2 separate regions of the Homo sapiens genome follow, and region 1 is linked to region 2. A link is a loop called in an ENCODE intact Hi-C map of the cell type or tissue named here. Cell type or tissue: adrenal gland. All regions are shown on one strand. Each heading gives the region's core, and the rest is flanking DNA. Links, peaks and the distances in the headings are about the cores only. Region 1 overlaps SAFB2 (scaffold attachment factor B2). Region 2 overlaps SAFB (scaffold attachment factor B).

Region 1 (8,996 bases), core at 625-8,624, 53 kb after region 2:
CTTTTTGGTCAGCATTTCTCCTATTTCCGGCCTATGTGGGCACTGCAGGCTACTATTTAGGGGCCTAGAAATTGGGTGCAATTACCAAACATTTTTAGACAACGTATTTCAAAAGGATATGCTGTGTTTAGATATAATGCGAAGTGGGACAGCTGAGTTTTAGAGTGCCAGCTTTGGAGCTCAACCAAATTCTCGTGTCAAATGCAGATAATAAAACCTGCTAGCGTTGTTAGGCGTCTTAAATGATAGACTGGAAAAAGCTCACGTTGCGAGACATGCAATTAAACTGCATTTCTTGAGTGATTATTGATAATAGTGGTGAGTGAGACTCTTGAGGTGTAGACCCTGCAGGTTTTTTATGTTTAATTTTCTTTCTTTTTTTTTTGAGACGGAGTCTCGCTCTGTTGCCCAGGCTGGAGTACAGTGGTGCAATCTCGGCTCACTGCAAGCTCCGCCTCCCGGCTTCAGGCCATTCTCCTGCCTCAGCCTCCCGAGTAGCTGAGACTACAGGCGCCCGCCACCACGTCCGGCTGTTTTTCTATTTTTAGTAGAGACGGGAAAGTATGTATTTTTTTCTGTTTGATTTTTCTTTATCGGTGTGTATGTTAGAGAGACTCGGTCTTACTCTGTTGCCCAGAGCGGAGGGCAGTGGCATGATCGTGGCAGCCTCAAGCTCTCAGGCTCGGAGCATCCTCCCACCTCATTCTCACCGGTAATTCAGAGTACAGGTACATAACACCATGCCTGGCTAATTTTTGTATTTTTGGTGGAGATGGGGGTCTCACTTTGTTGCCCGAACTTGTCTCTTAATTCCTAGGCTCAAGCGAGCCACCTGCCTTAGCCTCCCAAAATGCTGGGATTACAGGCGTGAACCACTGTGCCTACACTGTGGGCATTTTTTCTGTTTCATTAAATATTCTTTAAAAGCATACATTCTTTAAATATTGTGAGACATTGGATGGTGTCCCACAGGGTTTCTCAGCATTGGCACTGTTGACAATTTGGGCCGAAGAATTCTCTGGGGTTGGGGAGTATCCTGTGCATTGCAGGGTCGTGACCAGCATCACTAGCTACTGATGCTAATGGCGTTCCCCCAGGTCATGACCACTAACAATGTCTCCAGACATTGCCAGCCATTCCCCCCGGTTGTGAACCATATCTGAATGAAAATATGCTGTAATTTGTTTCCCTTTTGGGTGTTTAACAGGTATAATAGGACAGATATCTATGTTTTGAACTCCTTGTCAGATATCCTAAGACTCAAATTCCTGGAACAAAGGGTATGCACATTTGTAAGGTTTTTGATACATATAGAGCCTCAAGTTTCTTCTCAAGGTTTCCACTCTTGAACTCCTCTGGCCTCCTTTTGCAATTCCTAGCAGAATTCTATCAAATAGTTATTTTGTGGTCACAAAACCCAGGATGATTCTCGACTTTATGGCAGCCTTTGCCTTTTTGCCTTGGGGGAAAAAAAAAAGTTCTTGAGCTAAAAAATGACAAAGACCTACTTGAAATGGGTGGAATATAGGGAGAGCCAGCAAATCACTAACTCAATATGTTATTTTATGTTGCAGTTCTTTGGTTACTAGATGGGTATTGCATTTTTTTGTTGGTTTGTTGAAAATGCCTGTTTTTATCCTTTGCTCATTTTTTTGTGATTTTTTTTCTTAGGTTTGGAGTGTTTTTGAAATATTTGGAAACTTTTAGATATTTTGTGGAAAATCAGAGTACTCTGAATCTAAGAGGAATCCTAGATTTTCATCTCCCTGTTGATGGCTTACTTAGAACACCAATTGAGGCCGGGCACCATGGCTCATGCCTGTAATCCCAGCACTTTGGGAGACCGAGGCTGGTGGATCACGAGGTCAGGAGTTTGAGACCAGCCTGGCCAATATGGTGAAACCCCATCTCTACTAAAAATACAAAAATAAGCTGGGCATGGTGATGCACGCCTGTAGTCCCAGCTGCTGAGGAGGCTGAGGCAGGAGAATCGCTTGAACCCAGGAGGTGGAGATTGCAGTGAGCCGAGATTGTGCCGCTGCACTCCAGCCTGGGTGACACAGGGAGACTCCATCTCAAAAAAAAAAAAAAAAAAAAAAAAAAGAAAACAAATTGAGACAAAATTACGTGTGACAGGAGAGGGGAGACTTATAGTTTATCTTGTAATGTGTTCTGTTCTAAGATTGAAATCTATTCTGCATAAACTAATTATGAGGTAGAACTTGAGTGTTATCTGATTGAACAATTATTCTGTAATTAGGACTGAAGATGGAGGAGGAAGGCACAGAAGATAATGGCCTGGAAGACGATTCCAGAGACGGGCAGGTAAGTGATGTCAGGGTAGAGATGACAAGCAGCAGCTCCCTGTCCTGGTCCAGGTGGTCGTTAACGATTCTTCTTCCTCTTTACAGGAGGACATGGAAGCAAGTCTGGAGAACCTGCAGAATATGGGCATGATGGACATGAGTGTGCTAGACGAAACTGAAGTGGCGAATAGCAGTGCTCCAGATTTTGGGGAGGATGGCACGGACGGCCTTCTCGATTCCTTTTGTGATAGTAAAGAATACGTGGCTGCACAGCTGAGACAGCTCCCGGCTCAGCCCCCAGAGCATGCTGTAGGTAACTTGGAGACACGGCAGGATGTGCCCATAGCCCCGAGGCACCTGGTGCTCGCGTGCTGCTCGTGTGAGGGAGAACACAGCTAAACCGCCATGAACACACAGTTCTGCTTCTACACCCTGGTGTTAAACCATGTCCATTTAAACGCTGTGTAGCTCAGGGATTTACTCATAGATAGCTTTTCTGTAGCACTGGGGAGTGTTTTTATAATTCGAAGCATGTGGTGAGTCATAAAATAGAAAGCTCTGACATAAAAGATTTTTCTTTTCTGAGATGAGGTCTCAACTGTTACCCAGGCCGGTCTTGAACTCTTGGGCTCCAGCGATCCTCCTGACTACCTGGGCTTATTGGCACAGGCCACAGTGCCCATTTAGTTTTTTCCTTTTAAAATACAGTTTTAAGAAGCAAAGATGGTTTATTTATTTAGAGACAGGGTCTTGCTCTGTTGTGCAGGCTGGAGTGCAGTGGGGTCATCATAATTCACTGCAGCCTCAGCCTCCCAGGTTCAAGCAATCCCCCTGCATAACTGAGACTACACAGTGAACCACCACGCCCAGCTAATTAAAAAAAAATTTTTTTTTTTTTAGAGGCGGGATCTCACTAGGTTACCCAGGTTGATCTTGAACCCCTGAGCTCAAGCAATCCTCCCGCCTCAGCCTCCCAGAGTGCTGGGATTATAGGTGTGGTCCACCGTGCCCAGCTCAAAAATGGTTTCTAATCTCATCATGTAGATATTCCTCCTAATGTTGTGTTTTGTTTGTTTGTTTGTTTTTGAGACAGAGTCTCTCTCAGTCACCCAGGCTGGAGTGCAGTGGCAAGATTATGGCTCACTGCAACCTCCGCCTCCCTGATTCAAGCAATTCTCCTGCCTCAGCCTCCTGAGGAGCTGGGACCAGAGGCATGCGCCACCACGCCCAGCTGATTTTTTTATATTTTTAGTAGAGATGGGGTTTCACCATGTTGGCCATGATGGTCTCCATCTCCTGACGTCGTGATCTGCCCGCCTTGGCCTCCCAAAGTGCTGGGATTACAGGCTTGAGCCACTGCGCCCAGCCACTTGACTAATTTTTTATATTTTTGGTAGAGATAGGGTTTCATCATGTTGGCTGAGCTGGTCTCGAACTCCTGACCTCAAGTGATCTGCCTGCCTCGGCCTCCCAAAGTGCTGGGATTATAGTGGTGAGTCACCACGCCTAGCCTGTTAATGTTGTTTTAAGCAAGGTTAAGCAGTTACATTAAAAGATGTAAAGTACAGTGAAGACAAGTATCAACCCTGCTCCCCAAAAGGACTGACTGTGAGCATCCTTGTATGTAAAGGAGGAACTTTGCTCTGTTAGGGCTTTCCCAGCTTTTCACTTCTAGTGTTTTGGCGTAGAGCTCTCTGGTGAGGCTGTTCAAATATCACAAGCTGTCAGTGTCTTCGAGCTGATCTTCATTGTACTCTGACTGATGTCACGTGCCCAGTAGGTTGTTTTGTTTCCTTAAGGCATTGCAGCTTTCAGCTTGGGGGTGGAAATGCCTCCATAGGACTGAACCTTAAACCTTACGGTCAAAAGTCATTGCCTCCAAATTTACCATCCTTTGACCTAGGGCAGCACTGAGCAACTGGTTAGCCGCCTTTCTCAGTCTGGTACTGCTGTGTGCTTATTGTTTTCAGAGTGTGTACTTCTCAGTTAATGGAGGCATCCCAGGTCATGAGTTCAAATCGAGAAAAGGAAAAAAGAAAATATTTGGGAGTGCTGTTTTTGTAGTTCACTTAAAAAGAGCTTCAGATTTAGTAAAACTTGGTGTTAACAGTTTTTCTTTTGTTTGGCATGTAGTAAAGAGAGAAATTGACCAAGTTAGATGTTTGTTTTTAATAAAGTAGGCTAGGCGGGCCAGGCGCGGTGGCTCACACCTGTAATCCCAACACTCCGGGAGGCTGAGGTGGGCGGATCACCTGAGGTCAGGAGTTCAAGACCAGCCTGGACATGGTGAAACCCCGTCTCTACTAAAACATACAAAAAATTAGCCGGGCGTGGTGGTGCATGCCTGTAATCCTAGCTCCTCGGGAGGCTGAGGCAGGAGAATTGCTTGAACCCAGGAGGTGGAGGTTGCAATGAGCCGAGATGGCGCCATTGCACTCCAGCCTGGGCAAAAGGAGTGACACTCCGTCTCAAATGAATGAGTGAATGAATGAATGAATAAAGTAGGCTAGGAGAAAGTGCCCGGTTAGTGTTACCTTAAGAGTATTGCTACCAGGTGAAATTGGAGGGGTGCATTTTATCATTTTGAGTTCTGCTTTGGAAATCCTGTGATTGGAGGGGTATGTGGTAATCACCAGTACTTAGAAACTGCCTGGGAAATTCATTCGTTCATTCACCCAGTACAGACAGGGCATACCCACCTGCAGGCCACTGCCAGAGACGCTGGTGGAGCAGAGTCGTGGAGTGTGTGTTCTGGCGGAGAGGCAGGTGCTGAACTGAATGACCCAACAGTAGACTTGCAGATGGCAAAAGGTGCCGTGAGGGAAATAGACACACAAGTTGCCTAAGCGAGGTGTCAGCCTTGGTTTTCATAGCTCCAGCCTCCACGAAGTCATCTTCCATTTTGTTTTTCAGGTGGATGGGGAAGGATTTAAGAACACTTTGGAAACTTCATCGTTGAACTTCAAAGTAACTCCGGTAAGTTACCATCTGGTTCTGCATCGCTGGAAATGTTAATCGAGTGGTTGATTTTCCATAATGAAAGAGCAGTGTGTATGTGTATGGAAATGACTGGATACTGTGCTGGATGCTGGGGTTAAGAGGTTAGCAGAAGAGAAACAGTCTCAGGGCTGGCCATCTAGCAGGGGCAGTGGGATCAAACCAAATATGTAACCAGAAGGGAGAAAGAAGTGTGATGAGGGAGCAGTTCTGGTGGTTGGACTTCATAAGTGCCTGGAACTCTTCCCAGAGGTCTGACGGATAGGTTGAAGAGGGAAAGAAGAATTTGGAGCAGAAAGTTTGGGTGGTGTCTCTGATGCAAAAGAGAGAGGGGAGCACACAGGGTTGGATAGAAGCCAGAGGTGTTGCAGAGCAGCTGGGCCCGCCTCGCTGAGTCTGGGCCACCAGAAGGATTGGACCTATTGTCCTAAGTGAGACAGATGTCGGAAAAGGTTTTCAGCAGAGTAGAGAGATCATTTTGTTATGACAGGTTTCAGTTACAAATCAGTTTATGTTGGGAGAAGTATTTTTTTCTTAAATCCACTGTGACCTCTTCTCTGACAAAGGGGGTGTTTGCCAGCTGCAGCAGCCACTAGGTCAGCTTGGTCATGGGGTGGGTGGCATGGCAGGGCAGGGCCCAAACTCGGGAGAATGGGACAGACTGTTATCACTAGGGACCTGCTGTTACCAGGGAAACTGTTAAAATGAGCTGGTTTTCATCAGGTTATTGTAGGATGGAATACATTTTTTGGAGACAAGAAAGTTTTGTGGAAACAGGCATTTATTCACAGATGATTGAAAGCCATATTTACTGGTGAAATGTATGTGCCCCGTGTTTAAAGTGACTTGTGGATTTGCTTTTTCTTTTTTAAATAGGACATTGAAGAATCCCTTTTGGAGCCAGGTACTGATAAGAGAAACACGACAGTTATGGTTTGAAAGTTTTCACACTATTATTTTAAAGCTGTCTATATTTTAAGCTGTGTTATGATCTTGTAAATTGCTCTAATGGTGGACAATCCAGATCATACAAGGATCAGAGATTGGAAACCCATTCGTATCACCAGATCTGTGGAAGAGCCATTCTGGCTTCTTGAGGTCAAATACATTTGGTGCAATGTAGTAGTGATTCTTTTCATGTCTAACCACGTAGAGTGGCATTTAATTCCCCCGTCCCCGTGATTCCTCCATGTGTTTCTACACATGAAACAGATCTTGTGATATTTTGCTGCAGTCATTTTGATTAACGCAGTTAAGGCAGGATAAAGCTGTTGTCAGGGCACTTACCACCTGAGAAGTGACTGGATTCCAGAAGAGGAAACAGAGTTTCTCCGTGAAAATTTTCAACATATTATTCCCCTTCCGGACTGCGTTTATCTCCCACCGTCAGAAGAGATTCTGATTTTCATATTGGATTGTTCTGTTAAAAGAAATTCAAAGAAATTTGGAAGTTGAGCTGTCATTGAATGGTGATTGCATTCGGTTCAGCACCTTGGACATTGGAAAATCAGTCAGAAGACCCAGACTTGAACAAAAACTCGAAGAAGACTATTGAGAACCAGCCGCGTGGTTGTAGGTGTTTAAATCTGTGGGGGCCTTTTCTCTTCCGTGTAGCGTAGAGGCTTACCTAGAGGCGGTCGCGGCGCAGGTAGTGTAACCAGTATAACTTTGTGTACCCGCGGGTTTTCCAATCTCTGTGTAGCTAGCAGTTCTCTTCGTGTTAGTGTGGCAGCCGTGCCAGTTCCACATTTGTGATTGCTTTATTTCCCTGGTAATTAAACCTTGTGCCATTCTATTCCTGTTAAATCCGTAGAAAATGAGAAAATACTCGACATTTTGGGGGAAACTTGTAAATCTGAGCCAGTAAAAGAAGAAAGTTCCGAGCTGGAGCAGCCATTTGCACAGGACACAAGTAGCGTGGGGCCAGACAGAAAGCTTGCGGAGGAAGAGGACCTATTTGACAGCGCCCATCCGGAAGAGGGTGATTTAGATTTGGCCAGCGAGTCAACAGCACACGCTCAGTCGAGCAAGGCAGACAGCCTGTTAGCGGTAGTGAAAAGGGAGCCCGCGGAGCAGCCAGGCGATGGCGAGAGGACGGACTGTGAGCCTGTAGGGCTAGAGCCGGCAGTTGAGCAGAGTAGTGCGGCCTCCGAGCTCGCGGAGGCCTCTAGCGAGGAGCTCGCAGAAGCACCCACGGAAGCCCCAAGCCCAGAAGCCAGAGATAGCAAAGAAGACGGGAGGAAGTTTGATTTTGACGCTTGTAATGAAGTCCCTCCGGCTCCTAAAGAGTCCTCAACCAGTGAGGGCGCTGATCAGAAAATGAGGTTTGTTTTTTCTCAGTTTTAGACCAGACGCTATCTCCTTTTCATTGGTCATGTAATGACACACATAAGCTGTTTTTTTCTGCAATTGGCCAGCCAGACTGACGAAATTGTAGTTTTGCTTCTAAAGAATGTTTCGTTTCTCTTTGTGTGTTTTTAATGGGTGATTCAATTCCTTTTCTTTTTCTCAACCTACCATGGTTGTGTTCTTAAATTGTTAATTGTTATCTTCAGCTAAATCGAATTGACTTTTACAAATCTGACATTGTATTTTTGGGGTCAGATTTTCCAATATAAGCTTGCAGAGGTGTCTGTTAAAATTTTATTTCAGACTAATTTTCTGGTAGGTATTCAGTTTTAGCACATAATCATATTTTTAGTTTTGTTCTCTTTCGTTTTTTTCCTGTATGAGTAACATTAACTTTTGTCTCTAGCTCTTTTAAGGAAGAAAAAGATATAAAGCCAATCATTAAAGATGAAAAAGGTATGATTTAATTTAACGTGGTAGGGAGCCAGGTATGGTTCCCTTATTTTGGGAGGAGGGGCCTGGAGATATACACACTTTGGATTCAGTAATTTGTTTTGTTATGGGTTACCGGAATCAACCACCTAATGGTTTCTTGAGAGACTAGTTTTAGAAGTTCGCAAGCACCTGCATTTTATGTTTCTCTTGTGGTTGTCATCTATGGGATGGTGAAAAGCACATTACAAGAAAGGAATAATTCTGCTCATTGAAGACTGTTTCAAGGATTTTAGAGACTGCCGTCTTGGATGAGATCTGATCATCAAAAGACATTTCAGTTCATAACTGACATGGGCATGATTATTCCTTGAGTAAGGAAACTCAGTTTTTGCTGTCCAGATTTTCAGCCTTCTGTGTGTTGGCATGTGTGTGTGCGTTAAATTCTTAAGTCAGCAGTTGGGATTGGGCGTCGTTAGGGTTTTTAAAGAGGGCTGCGGTCTTAAGAATGGTTGTGCTTCCTGTTAGGCCTTGGGGTGATGCCTAAGAATCTCCCTCTCGTGCCAGGTCGGGTCGGCAGCGGTTCTGGTCGGAACCTGTGGGTCAGCGGGCTGTCCTCCACAACACGCGCTACGGATCTCAAGAACCTTTTCAGCAAGTATGGGAAGGTATGCCTTCCCTTGCCTCATACCATCCACTGTGATTCAGAGTTAAAAAGGAAGCTCTGCTGGGCACGGTGGTTCACGTCTATAATCCCAGCAGTTTGGGAGGCTGAGGCAGGAGGATTGCTTGAGCCCAGGAGTTCAAGACCAGCCTGGGCAACATAGCAAGATGTTGTGTTTACTAAAAAATGGAACGACAGCAGCGAAGCTCGCCCAGTCTTGTGCAGTGCACCTTGTTTCCTGACTCACA
Region 2 (8,996 bases), core at 446-8,445:
TACAAAAATTAGCCAGGTGTGGTGTCACCCACCTGTAGTCCCAGCTACTGGGCAGGCTGAGGTGGGAGGATCGCTTGAGCCCAGGAAATGGAGACTGCAGTGAGCTATGATTGCACCACTGCACTCCAACCTGGGTGACAGGAGACTGTCTCTCACACACAAAAAGCTTGTAGCAATTTGTTACAGCGGCCCTAGAGAACTCCATAACTGCCATAGATTCTGATTCGTAGGTCCATGTAGGTGATGCAGTTAGGGTTTAGAATCATTGCTGTGGGCATTTGGTTCTTACAGGTACAGTGTCCAATCTGTGCCCTCAGTTTTCTCTTCTGTTAACTGGGGCTGATAATGACACCTGGGAGGAATGTATGAGGCCATGTAAAGCAGTTAAATGGGAGTCTGGGCCAGGTGCAGTGGCTCATGCCTGTAATCCCAGCACTTTGGGAGGCCGAGGGAGGAGGATCACGAGGTCAGGAGATAGAGACCATCCTGACTAATACGGTGAAACCCCATCTCTACTAAAAATACAAAAATTTAGCTGGGCATGGTGGCGGGTGCCTGTAGTCCCAGCTACTTGGGAAGCTGAGGCAGGAGAATGGCGTGAACCTGGGAGGCGGAGCTTGCAGTGAGCTGAGATCGCGCCACTGCACTCCAGCCTGGGCAACAGAGCGAGACTCCGCCTCAAAAAAAAAAAAAAAAAAAAAAAAAAAAAAAAAAAGAGTCTGTAGGGACATGCCCCAGATGTTCACAGACCTCATCTCTCTCTGCTAGTGGAATCTGTCATTTCTTTCTTTCATTTCTTTTTTTTTTTTTTGAGACGAAGTCTTGCTCTGTTGCCCAGGCTGCAGTGTGTGATGGTGCGATCTTGGCTCTGCAACCTCCACCTCCTGGGTTAAAATGATTATCCTGCCTCAGCCTCCTGAGTAGCTGGGACTAGAGGCGTGCACCACCACACCCAGCTAATTTTTGTATTTTTAGTAGAGCCAGTGTTTCACCATGTTGGCCAGACTGGTCTCAAAATCCTGACCTCAGGTGATCCACCCACCTTGGCCTCCCAAAGTGCTGGGATTACAGGCCGGAGCCACCGCACCCAGCCCGTCATTTCTTATTTCAAAAAATACCCCCTAAAACCCAAAGAAATGGGGTCTTGGTATACTGTCCAGGCTGGACTTTAACTCCTGGCCTTAAGCAATCTTTCTGCCTTGGCCTCCCAAGTAGCTGGGATTGATTACTGGCATGCACAACTGCATATGGCTCAAAAAAAAAATGGGGCCGAGTGCAGTGGCTCACACCTGTAATCCCAGCACTTTGGGAGGTCAAGGCAGGCAGATCACCTGAGGTCAGGAGCTTGAGACCAGCCTGCCCAATGTGGTGAAAACCCGTCTCTACTAAAAATGCAAAAATTAGCTGGGCATGGTGGTGGGCGCCTGTAGTCCCAGCTACTCAGGAGGCTGAGGTAGCAGAATTGTTTGAACCCAGGAGAGAGAGGCTGCAGTGAGCTGAGATCGCACCACTGCACTCTCCAGCCTGGGAGACAGAGGGAGACTCTGTCTCAAAAAAAAAAAAAAAGTACAGAGAATGTGAACAGCTTGAATTTAAAAAAAAAAAAAAAGGTACGAGGGGAAGGCTGAGAACGTGGTTGCTGGGGGTTACCACTGGGTTCCTTCCCGGATGTCACATCCCTTCTGAAGAGAAACATTCCGTCTTCGCCAGGGACGGGTTGCAAGAAAGGCGAGCACAGGACCGAGTTCTGGCTAAGGAGCCTCAGGGGTAAGTTTGCCAAGAGGCCTGTGAGTTCAAGTCCCCGTTCCTGCCCTTCCTTCTCCTGCTGGATAGCCCCGATGATGCCCACACTGTGGGTGGATAGGATTTTTGGAGCTGTTTCAGCCATCCATCATCCATGAGAGTCCCAAAATCCTCAGAGAAACAGAGCCTGAGGTGGGCTGCAGTGAGCCCCGGGAACTGCCTACCTACAAACTTCCCGTTAAGGCAGGAAAGGGCCCCCCTTTACCATCTAAGCCACCACTGGTATTGGTGGGGTCATCTGTCCTTTGCAGCTGAAGGGACCCTAGAGCGTTACTGGGGCTCCGCCGTCTTCCTCTCTGCTGGACACTGCTTCCTCCCCGCTCTCCACTACAGTGAGGCTTACAAAATGGGGGAGGCACTTGCTTCACAGTTTGAGGTATGTCCCAAGTCTGGCCTGGCTTCCTGGATTAGGACAGGTGCTGGATCCCAGATGCCGTGGCTCCAGCTTGCTGCTGGTGTGTGGAGGGTTGGCGTTGGGCTCGTCCCTTCCGGCTGACACAGAGGCCAGCCCTGGGCTGGTCAGAGCCCCATCCTGGCACGAGGGGGCTGAGCCTGTGCACAAGCACGCCTCGGGCCTGAGATGCTGCTGATGACCTTCAGCCTTCACTGCTTCCACCCGACTCTGCCGTGAAAATAGTTTGTCCTCTGAGTAAAAAGGTAATGCGGAAGCATCCACATGATGATGGTGCCTGGGCTTTGGCAAGTCAGTGTGGAGAGTGGCAGCTGGAAATCTTCGCAGGCTTGGTTCGAGTGTGATCCGCAGGGGAAGCATCCGCCAGTGTCCATCAACAGGGTTTGAGACCCCCACACCCTGACAGGGATGCCACCCAGTACCCAAGAGCAAAGCAGCCCGGTCTGTGCTAACATTAAAGGAGAACTCGGTGACTTGAGAAGTCAGGCAAAACCTGCACCGCACAGGCCCATTATGCGAAAACCAATCACTGTCTCACTGGAAAGCCTCTTCCACACCCGGATGCCTTCCCAGAGGTTTCACACATATTTAAAAATAAACAGAGTCGGCCTGGCGTGGTGGTTCACGCCTGTAATCCTACCACTTTGGGAGGCCAAGGCGGGCAGATCATGAGGTCAGGAGTTCAAGACCAGCCTGACGAATATGGCGAAACCCCGTCTCTACTAAAAATATAAAAATTAGCCGGGTGTGGTGGCAGGCGCCTGTAGTCCCAGCTACTCGGGAGGCTGAGGCAGAAGAATCACTTGAACCCTGGAGGTGGAGGCTGCAGTGAGCCAAGATCGCGCCACTGCACTCTCAGGCCTGGGTGGCGGAGCGAGACTCCATCTCAAAAAAAAAAAAAAATAATAATAATAATTAAAAAAAGGAACAATCAGTGTATATCAATACAACTAAAAGTCTAATTTCGTTTCATTTAAAGAGGCAGAAATAAAGAAATGACACTTTAAATAAAGGGTATGTGAACGGAAACACATTTATTACAAAAAAAAAAAACCCCAAAACGAAAAACAAATTCACATTGTATTGAGCTACAATATGGCAGCAGATTAAAAAAAAATATTTTTACACAGTTTAAGGTAACTCCTAACAGAACATAGCCTTGTTGCCACGAGACAGGACACAGGATTCCAAGTACTCAGTAGCGGCGAGTGAAGCGGGCATCGCTGGGCCTGCTCCCCCGGCTCTGGCCTCCAAACCCGCCCTGCATGCCACCGTGTGGGATGGGGTGGCCCCGGGAGGCCCCGCCTGGGGCAAAGCTGCCGCGCCTAGGAACAAATTCACATTGGTTTGACTGCGAAGTCCTCCTGCTCCCCGGCCCATCCCAGCCTGCACAGCTTCCCTGAGTGTTGCCTGCAGGCAGGGCCCCTTCCTAATGCCCTCCCCTCCTGAGTGGCAGCAGCCTCCACAGTACCCCATGCCTGGCCTCACGTCACCCTTGGGGGGAGGGGCACTAGCTGGAAGGACTTGGTTGTTAAGCCTCCAGCAAGGTAGGCCAATATGCAAAGCAGGGGGAAGGGGCGCCGCCCCCAGCATGCCTTACCCTGACATTCCTCCTCGGTTCATCATGTGGCCAGGCCCGGAGTGACCGGACATGCTTCTCTCGCCACCTGGAAGACAGACGTGCTTTCACACAGGGAACTTGCGCACACGGCGTGGAACCCACGGCACATTTAGCCCACTCCACTCCCTTTGGTGAGGCCCCCAGGTACCCACAACTAGCGGGTCCCAGGAAGACACCTGGGCACAGGGACCATAGACGTCCAGCTTCCTCCCAGCAGAGAGAACTCGGGAACGCCCACTGTCCAACTCCTGGGCCAGACCACCAGAGAGCAGGCGGTGTCTGGAGTGCTCTTCATTCCTCATTCCAGCACTGAGAGCAGAGCACCTCCTGTGCTCCCCCAAGGAGAGAAGGCGCGGCCTCCATCTTTCCATCACTCCCCAGCACATCCTGGTCCCAGCCCAGAGCTGCTCCTCACCTTGCCACCTCTTGTGATCCCTGTCCATCATGCCCCCGTCGGCCGTGCCCTGCCATGACCGGTCATCCTCTCTTCGGCCATGGTCCCCCCAGTCACGTCTGCCCCTTGAAAGAGAGACATCTCTGATTTGGATTGCCCCCATCTCTGGCTCTTGTGCTAATAACTGTGGCGGCTTCTGGAGAGTGAATCCCTCTGTGTTTCCCACCCTGTGCCCACATCCCAGCGACTTGCGGGCCCCCTTGTGGGCGGGGGGGGGGTCAGGTACTGTCGGGTGTGGGACACAAACCTGGGGGGAGGAGGCAGCCCCCGGCCCTCGCTCATCCTCTTGTCAGAGCCATAGCCCCCCCAGCCATCGCGGGAGTCCCGGCCGTGGCGCTCTGGTCCTCCATGGCGTTCTGGGTAATGCTGGACATCACAGAGCCAGAAGGGAAAAAAAAGCTTCAGTGTCAGCGCCCAGACCCCAAGGCTTTTCAGGCAACATGCTAACGATGACAACGACAGTCACTCGGGACAGAAGTGCTGGCAGGCTGTATCGGTTCACACAACACAGCTGCCTTCCTGAAATCTGCAGGCCAGAGGCCCTGTGCCCTAGGCTCATGGCCTGGTACAAAAAAGGTACTAGTACCAAGGCATCTCCAAGGCAGGTCCCCACAGCACCACCAGAGCTGGGAGGGCCACCAGGAGTCACCCACTAAAGATGATGCTTACAAGAGAGATTCCCTGGGTCCCACAGCTCAAATGGTTAGTTCCCAGAGCCAACAGTATTCTCTTACTGTCTTCTACTAAAGAAAGGTCAGGTTTATAAACCTTTAATGTGTGCATATTCTGGAAATAATTTTTACAAATTTCTTCCTTCCACAGTGAAGGAAGTATCAAATGGAGCCCTTCATCCGACCAATTGCTAGGCAAGCATCCTTCCTCACAGTCAAGTTTCTCGGAAGTTTCTGCTGGATGCCCAGTCCAGGGTCTTGCACCTTGCTCTGCTCAGGATATAAGACACAGGACACTGAGAGATAAACGGCTGGCCTTCCACTTGGCTAGTCCCACCTTTCCCTCTTCTGTGTCATTGTTTTTGTAAGCCACGTGGCTAACACAGACCAGGAGTTCTTGACCCTGCTGTTTCAGGGAAGACCAAGAGAGGGCGAGTCACACTCTATGCCTACTTATTTGATGGCCAAGGTTAATATTTACACCCACAGCCTATTTCTGTGGCTGGAAGCACTTTCCAGCCTGACTTTCACAAAAGCTAGTGAGGTAGCTTTGGCTCCACAGTCCTGTTTTTTCTCTTTCCACCAATACATATGTGGTCTCTGGGGTTTTTGCCCCATGACCACATTGTAGGTGAAAGGAAACTAGAAAGGAGTCCTGGTAAGGAAACCCCCTTGACACAGGCTGGTTGTTGTCCATGTCCAAGTTCACCTCCCCGTTCAACGGAGAGCTCTGCCAGGGTGAAGGGAGAGATGGCGGCATGCTCCACCACGTGCACGATGTCCCACGTTACCACTGCCTGCTTCCTGGCCTATCCTCCCAGCATGTGCTCTGATGCCTCCCCTCAACAAAGTAAGAAAAGGGACTCCTGAAATAAGCTCTCCTTAGTATTTGAAAATTGAACCAACATTTTTCTGTCCAACCAACCCACGTAACTGTTCAATGAGGCCCATAAGTTCTGTGCTAGTTTTCTCTGTAGGGAGATGTTACCATTTCCCTTTGGGGTAACTCTGACGACTCATTTATGACTGTGTATGTGAGGAGAAGGGATCAAACCGCGTTCCACTGTTAGGAGAGCATATCTAACACCTTCATGAAAGCAGCTGGTGGCCAGGTGTGCTGGCTCACATCTGTAATCCTAGCACTTTGGGAGGCCGAGGTAGGAGGATCACTTGAGCTCAGGAGTTCAAAACTGGCCTGGGCAACATAGTGAGATCCCGTCTCTATTAAAAAAAAAAAAAAGTAGCTGGCAATGATAAACACGTTTGTACAGATGCGCCCACCTCATGTAAACCCCCACCACCGCACCCTTTGTAGGAGGAATATTACCCTCATTTCACTCCTGGGGAGACAGGCTCAGCAGGAAGGGGTGACACCAAGGTGTGACGCCAGTTCTGATTCTGGAGCCTTTACATGGAACCATTGGTGTATGCTCCTCCACCAAAGAAAATCCACAAGACTAGTTCTACGTTTTGCTGCATATAATTTGCCTCCAGGAGCAGGGAAAAAGGAACCCCACGAGGCTGATGGAATTCCTGAGGATCCCGAGACAGAGCTGAGTACTTGGCTATGCTCAGCCACATTAAGGAACCAAGGGGGACAGAAGCGGGAAGCTTATGGTGGAGTCCAGAAAATGCTGGCAGGAGGAGGAAGGGCTCATGAGTGGAGTCCTCAGAGAGGAGGCATCTTCCACACAGCAATGTGCTGCCCCCAAGTTTATAGGGAAAGCCACTAGAGGTCCAAGGCTCTCCTGGGAAGTCTCAGTCTCAATGTAAGATGGAAGGAGAAAATGGAGCTTATTGTTCTAATGTGCTAGCCCCCGAAGAGAATGAGCACAGACCACAGATCTAGTTGTTTTCCAAGGCTAAGCTGGGCCCTGGGGTGATGAAGGATGTCCTTACTTTCAAAAGAGGGCAGGCACTCGAGGACAGACACAGCAACCACAGCCTCCCCAGATGCACCTGTCTGAGTCAGCTGTGCGGCTCACTAGACACTTCCCAGCAGAGCCAGGTCACATCCCAAGGTTCCCTGGCACTGTTGCACATGTGTGGTGAGTGTGGCACACAGAACCCCAGGGTCAAGGCTAAAAACAGCTTCAGAGTAACTGTTTGGACTGACAGCCAAGACTAACCCCAAATAATCCCAAATTTCCATTCCACAAACCTAGACTTTTCTAGTGCTTTACTTTTCTCTTTCCTCATTTTGCCTCTTGCTCAAAGAAAGGGCAGGAAGAAGGCACGCTGAAGGGAAAAGAACCCATTCTATGGGAAATTCTGTGGCTACCACTGTAGCTTCAGACTTACCTGTCCTTCTCGTTCTCCCATCATTGACCTTGAACCTTCTCTCCTGAAAAGGCAATTTAAATCAAACCGTAAGGGGAAGAAGAGGCTTGTTCACAAAGAGAGGACCATCAGGCCCCCAATGAAAAGCATAATTTCCCTAACTGAAGGCAGGAGACCTGCGGGTCTGACTCAGCATACATCTGATGAACGGAGTGGGTTCAGAGAGCCCAGGAGTCCTTGTTCTCAGTCAGAATGAGCCAGGAAAAAGAAAACCCGCACGCCCAGCAGGGGCCCAACTGACCTGTCCACCGAGTGGTCGGGGTAGCGGCCGCGGTCCCTGTGGTCAAAGTCGTGGAAGCGGTCCTGGCGGTTAAAGTCAGAATGGTAGCGCTCATCCAGGGCGGCCCGCTTGGCTTCCGGCCAATAGGCATCATCTCGCCTGTGAGGGGACATGAGACAGAGATAGAGGGATCCCCCACCCCAAATGTATCTATCACCTTTGTGGGAGCTGGCCCCTAGCACTTCACAGAACCAGGATGACTTTCACCAAGAGTGTTCTCTCCTATAGGAGGCAAGGTCTGATTTGACCCCAGTGACTGCACAGTTGTTTTGTTTTGTCCCATGCACCCACCTCCCCTGATGAAAAGCGGCCTCGGTTTTCCAAAGAGGGAGCCATTAGTTAAGCAGTCAGTCCTATGGGCTGCCTGCAGATGGCTTCTGGAGCCCTACACAGCCACCTCCGCTCAGGAAGACCACGTGAGCCTCCACCCCGAGGGGCTCTGTCAAGTGCACCTGCCATCTCTCTCGCCCCAAAGCTGACCTCCTGCCCTGCCAGCAGCCCTGGCCATGTACTGCTGCAATACACAGATGACCATAATGAACTGTCATCAGAAGGATTTCGTACCAAAGCATAATAGATCCTAGAACAGTTTACAAGGCCCTTTATAGAAGTTGCATTGTATATATGACCTGGGCTCCTCTTCAACCCATGCAATAGAAAGAAACAACAAACAGCAATTTTTGCCAGGTTGCAGTGCACGTGTAAAGCCTGACACAATCACTGCTGGAATTACACACCTGACTCCTCACAGCAGCCATGCTCAGCATTTTGTGTTCATACCTCCTCTTCAGTATGTTTGAGAAATTAAAATTAATCTTACTGCCGGGCGTAGTGGCTCATGCCTGTAATCCCAGCACTTTGGGAGGCCAAGGTGGGTGGATCACCTGAGGTCAGGAGTTTGACAGCCTGGCCAACATGGTGAAACCCGGTATCTACTAAAAATGCAAAAAATTAGCCGGGTGTGGTAGCACATGCCTATAATCCTAGCTACTTGGGAGAGTGAAGCAGGAGAATTGCTTGAACCCAGGAGGCGGAAGCTGCAGTGAGCTGAGATCACGCCATTGCACTCCAGCCTGGGCAACGAAAGCAAAACTCCGTCTCAAAAAAAAATTTTTTTTTAATTCTTTATTTCTAGAATAAGCAAAAACAAATTACAATGGATTTAAAAAGCCAGGACAAGGCCGGGGGTGGTGGCTTACGCCTGTAATCCCAGCACTTTGGGAGTCTGAGGTGGGTGGATCACCTGAGGTCAGGAGTTTGAGATCAGCCTGACCAACATGGCAAAACCCCATCTCTACTAAAAAAAACAAAAATTAGCCGGGTGTGGTGGTGGGTGCCTGTAATCTCGAATACTAGGGAGGCTGAGGCAGGAGAATCGCTTGAACCCAGGAGGTGGAGGTTGCAGTGAGCAGCGA

The links. Peaks named below come from ENCODE experiments on the same cell type or tissue, not always from the same donor. Only the 100,000 strongest peaks of a DNase experiment are listed, where the experiment ranks them.
Region 1: a loop joins it to region 2, with 2.4 times the contacts of the local background. A loop is called at or near these places in 19 of 110 quality-filtered maps.

Annotation. Positions count from the first base shown.
Region 1 is chr19:5,609,751-5,618,746 of GRCh38, reverse strand. It overlaps SAFB2 (scaffold attachment factor B2), which reads left to right. Exons shown (of 21, transcript NM_014649.3): 3 at 2,261-2,325; 4 at 2,412-2,615; 5 at 5,220-5,282; 6 at 6,180-6,207; 7 at 7,117-7,627; 8 at 8,059-8,108; 9 at 8,652-8,752. Among named protein-coding and RNA genes, the nearest start is that of SAFB2, 8.5 kb to the left of the region's middle. RefSeq lists enhancers at 1,596-1,765, 5,738-6,937. In adrenal gland, for the core only: no CTCF peak of the experiment used is centred there; no DNase peak of the experiment used is centred there.
Region 2 is chr19:5,662,706-5,671,701 of GRCh38, reverse strand. SAFB (scaffold attachment factor B) reads right to left here. Exons shown (of 21, transcript NM_001201338.2): 16 at 7,543-7,680; 17 at 7,263-7,305; 18 at 4,538-4,656; 19 at 4,252-4,355; 20 at 3,816-3,882; 21 at 3,224-3,540. The coding sequence ends at 3,411. Among named protein-coding and RNA genes, the nearest start is that of MICOS13, 13 kb to the left of the region's middle. RefSeq lists enhancers at 2,375-2,875, 3,038-3,952, 3,953-4,867. In adrenal gland, for the core only: a CTCF peak has its summit at 5,378; no DNase peak of the experiment used is centred there; H3K27ac peaks cover 2,666 bases.